Regions from separate parts of the Homo sapiens genome. Here region 1 is linked to region 2. A link is a loop called in an ENCODE intact Hi-C map of the cell type or tissue named here. Cell type or tissue: MCF 10A. All regions are shown on one strand.

Region 1 (2,500 bases), 1.7 Mb after region 2:
TGTGTGTCTTAGTCCCTTCAGGCTGCTATAACAAAGTGCCTTAGACTGGGTAATTTATGAACAACAGAAATGTGTTGCTTACGGTTCTGGAGGCTGGGAAGTCCAAGCTCAAGGTGTCAGCAGCTTTGGTGTCTGATGAGGGCCTGCTCCCTGCTTCATAAATAACACCTTTTTGCAGCATCCTGACATGCTGGAAGGGGCAATAAAGCTCCCCTAAACCTCTTTTATAAGGGCATTAATCGTATTCACAAGGCCTCTGCCCTCATGACCTAGTCACTTTCCAAAGTCCCCACCTCTTAATATTATCCCTTTGGGGATTAAGTTTCCACATAGGAATTTCGGGGGGGGCACATACATTCAGATCATACCACTCACATTCACAAGGTCTCTGCCCTCATGACCTAGTCACCTTCCAAAGGCCCCACCTCTTAATACTATCCCTTTGGAGGTTAAGTTTCCACATAGGAATTTCGGTGGGGGGTGGGTCACGTAAATTCAGATCATACCACACTGTAATTTAAAACTTAGGAACTTTGAGAAATAAAATGTTTTGTCTCTTTGTAAGAGACTTATCGAGTGGTTTGAACAGTGCTTGCCTTCTCATTGTATCCTTTGCAGTCTAGAATGAGCATCTTTCCTATGCCTTTGGCAAGTGGTCAGTTGTCCTTTCTAAGTAATTGTCATCATCATGAAATGTCTCCAAGAGTTCCTTTAACACAAACTTTTTGGCCGCCATAACTTCCTTCAGGAACTACATACCTCGTCATTAAATTCACTTTCACTGAGATCCTCTGGCTGCATATCCCAAGTTTTCTTCAGTGGCAGCAGTGTCAACATTCCTGTGGCCAATTATTTATTTGTTCTAGAATTCATTTACATGTATGTCTAATTTTGCTTCCAGCATTATCACTTTGTGGGTTTTTGCTGCACTTCGATTTTGTTGGCCAGTTCCTCTCTTGTGACTATCCATTTTCGTAACACGTCCTGCAGGTTTAGCATTGGGAGATAAGGATGCAGCATAACTACATGTTTTGCTGTCGGGAAGTGAACTGCATAGCACAATGACCAGTCACCAGCTTTGAAAGGCTTGCTTAGTCACTGGGCATGATGCATCTCTGTTTACATAGTAGACTGAAGAGCTGCCAGTGAAGTTTGTTCTCTGCAGTTACTCACAGTTCGTATTCCCATAGTAGTTAATAACTGAAATTTGAACCATCCTGTCGGGGGACTGATAATGTTTAACTAAGCCATAGTAACTGAAATTCATGCAGCTCGGAACCGTGCAAAGCAAGGAACACACACACACACACACACTCTCTCTCTCTTTCTCTCACTCATTGTTAGGCTTCTTCTTGTGTATTTTATTTTATTCCATTGCTGTTATAAATAGTTTTTTCCTTCTTGCTAGCATTTTGCTAGCATTTTAATATTGTTTCCATATAAGAAAGTTGTTGATCTGGACGGAATGTTAGTTTTGTGGCTTTATTGAGTTATTATTTGTAACAGTTTTTAATTTTCTATTGGATTGTTAAGGTATATCATTATATTATCTGCAAATCATTTTCTCATACTTTCCTTTCTATTTATAGCTTTTCTTTCTTTTTTTTTTTTTTCTTGAGACAGAGTCTTGTGCTGTCACCCAGGCTGAAGTGCAGTGGTGCAGTGGTGTTATCTTAGCTCACTGCAACCTCTGCCTCCCGGGTTCAAGAGATTCTCGTGCCTCAGCCTCCTGAGTAGCTGGGATTACAGGCACCCGCCACCACACATGGCTAATTTTTGTATTTTTGGTAGAGACAGGGTTTTACCATGTTGGCCAGACTGGTCCCAAACTCATGACCTCAGGTGATCCACCCACCTCAGCCTCCCAAAGTGCTAGGATTACAGGCATGAGCCACCACACTCGGCCTATACCTCTTCTTTCTTTCTCTTGTCTGATTGTCCTAGCTGGTACCTCCACAACACTGCATAGCAGTGGGGATAGTAAATGTCCTTGTTCTGTTCTTGAACTTAATGGAAATGCTTCTGGTGTTTCCTAATTAAGCTTGATACTAGTTTTGGAGTTGAGAAAGTTATATTTTTATGATATTGAAGAATTATCCATCTACTTTATTTTGTAGAGAAGTTTTATTAGGAATGTATATTGGGTTAGGTGCTATTGGTTTAAGTGCCTCCTGAGTATGGCAGTAGGAAATACACAGCTATACCCATGGAGTATATTTGTAAAAAAAAAAAAAATTAAATATGACCTTGAATCTAATGAAACATGTAGCTCATTGGTTCCCAACTAAGGGCTTTTGCCCCCTCAGAGGACATTTGCCGATGTCTGGAGACATTACTGCGTTTGTCACAACTGAGGGAGAAAGCACTACTGGCATTTAGTGAGTAGAGGCTAGGGATGCTGCTGGACAACCTGCAGTGCCCCAGACAGCCGCCACAGTGAAGAATTATCTAGCCCCAAATGTCAGGAATGCAGAGGCCAAGAAACTCTTCTAGATCTCAC
Region 2 (2,500 bases):
CCTTTATGGCCCAGGAAGGAGAACAACGAGGGAGGGGCTTGCGGACCACCAGGGGCCAAAAAGCTGCATCTTCAAATCTCCAAACCAAGGAGCTCACTGGGTTCTGACCCAGCCAGGCAAGGGGATGAAATCTTAATGGTATCTCTCGAACTCTGCAAGTTTTGGGTTTGCATACAGCCTGTCCTCAGTAACCCCCAAGATGAAGCTGCTGCGTGCTGAGGACTCGAGGCGAGGATGTGTTTCCCCAAGAAAGGAGGAATCTATAAGAGACATGATGAGATGTACCGTTCGAATTGGTTTCTCTCCCAGAATATACATTTGTGCTGGTCGCGCGTGCACACAGCATACAGTGTAATTCACACACACGCACACAAATGCACGACCAGCCGCATCGAGATTCTTGGTAGAGGACCAGCTCTCGGATCAAGCTGGCAGAAGGAGGCAATTCAGATACGACACCCCTTTCTTTGGAAGGGTGCCTTCCCCACCTCCATCCCCAGGGAAAATCTGCCAAATGGGCATAATATTAAGTAACGTTGGCAGGGGGCAGCTCACGGTCCCTCCTGACGCTGCTTCCTGGATCTGCAGAGATGGTGTCGTTGCTTTCCTGCCCTCCCTCTCTGCCTCCCCTCAGCCCGGAGGGGAAATGAGGGATGAAGAACGGGGTGGTGGCACCCTCTCTCCCCCAACACCCTCCATCCAGGCAGCACCTCTGGCCCCGGAGGTGCCCTCTCCCCGGGAGTGGAAAGAATCACCCGTCTCTTTTTGGCACCAGCACCCTCCTGAATGCCATGAGAAGCTGGTGACCTTCACTCTGGTCTCCATGACGACAAGATGGTATATGTTTAATTAGTTCAGGCTTATTTTAGGACCAATTTTCTTTTATTTTAGGGCAATGCGAGCTATGATAACTGTAAGCATGTTTACGAGGCGCGCGAGGCTTAGCTGAAATGTGCCAACAATTCTAGTCAAACAGATGGTGACCCCTGATTCAACTTGCCCTCTCATTCAATTATTCAGCTGTATTTAATTTTCCTCCGAGTGACTCACGCGCCGTGCCTCCGGCTGCCCTCTAGGTGGCGCGAAAGACCACCTTTATGGCTGCGAGGCAGGGTTGAAAGCCGGGTCTCGGGGAATTTTCTCAGCCTGGCCTTGGCTGGAGAAGAGGATAATGAATTTCTGCATTTGAACAATAGTTTCTGCCTAATATCAAATGATGTGAAAGGGTGGAAAAGAATTGGGTCAAATTGTATGTGATTTGACCATGAGCTCTAAGTAATCTCCTTTCTAATAAAGGAATTTGAAAGACCTTCCAGGCTTAATATCCTCCCAAATAATTTGTTTGGAGTTCAAGGAGTGTTATGGTGTTAGAGCTGTTTCTATGATTGCGGATATGTTCTGTTTGCATTTGGAAAACCTCTTCTGTTTAATTTTTAGTAGCTGCCAGCCCACCTCATCTGGGACTAGGAGGATAACCTGAGCGGATTTTTTTTTTTTCTCTTTTTCCCTCTGATGGTTTCTGCCTGCCTTCTACGCTGTCAAGGCTTAGCAGTATTTGAAAACTGGATGTCCCTGTAAAGGGGAATGAAATTGCTCACTAAATATCTTTTCAAAGACATGACCTTTCTAATGCAGGAACCAAAGAAGCGTGTGGCCACACCCATAATAACAACACATTGGATTTCTCAGAACCTTTGGGAAAGGAAACAGCCTACTCAACTATCACCCACTCCACTTCATCCCATTCTGTAACACCTTAGACAGGAGGGGCTGTACCTTAGACATGCTCAACTCACATTTCTTGTCCATCAACATAGCTAGGTTAATCAGAGCAACATGGAATCATACCTTTATTCATCAATCAGTTAAGAATTCATGCCTTTAGTATTGCTTTTTTTGATACATTAAGACAAGCTTGTAACCGATCACTCATATATTTTTCTCCAAGAATATCTCTCTTTAGAAATCTTCTTGGAAAATTATCTATCTTTCCTGTCCTGCATTTGGTCAAACCACAAGTAAAAGAACCAAGATCAACAATGACTCACATGTACACACACACACACATATATACATATATATATTTGAGATGGGGTCTCACTCTGTCACCCAGGCTCGAGTGCAATGGTACAATCTCGGCTTACTGCAACCCCTGCCTCCTGGGCTCAAGTGATCCTCCCACCTCAGCCTCCTGAGTAACTGGGACGACAGATGCATGCCACAATGCCTGGCTAATTTTTTTGTGTTTCTGGTGGAGATGGGGTTTCACTATGTTGCCCAGGCTGGCCTCCAACTCCTGAGCTCAAGTGATCCGCCCGCCTTGGCCTCCCAAAGTGCTGGGATTACAGGTTTGAGCCACCGCGTCTTGGCCTCACAAAAATCTTAATGCATAAACTGCTTCTAAAGACAACACGTCAACTTTCCATGGATTCACGGTCCAGGTTTTGGTAAGGAAGTTCACTTTACCTGAAAACTCTTAGTTCTCATTTTTGCTTAAGGG

The links. A loop is a pair of places that touch in the nucleus more often than their neighbours do. Peaks named below come from ENCODE experiments on the same cell type or tissue, not always from the same donor. Only the 100,000 strongest peaks of a DNase experiment are listed, where the experiment ranks them.
Region 1: a loop joins it to region 2, with 9 times the contacts of the local background. A loop is called at or near these places in 2 of 110 quality-filtered maps.

What each region holds. Positions count from the first base shown.
Region 1 is chr19:32,372,876-32,375,375 of GRCh38, forward strand. All of the region lies in intron 5 of ZNF507 (zinc finger protein 507), which reads left to right. Among named protein-coding and RNA genes, the nearest start is that of ZNF507, 29 kb to the left of the region's middle. In MCF 10A, no CTCF peak of the experiment used is centred here; a DNase peak (open chromatin) is centred at 1,086.
Region 2 is chr19:30,682,067-30,684,566 of GRCh38, forward strand. It overlaps a transcript of ZNF536 not described here. Among named protein-coding and RNA genes, the nearest start is that of ZNF536-AS1, 13 kb to the left of the region's middle. In MCF 10A, a CTCF peak has its summit at 1,075 (motif pointing right); a DNase peak (open chromatin) is centred at 1,065.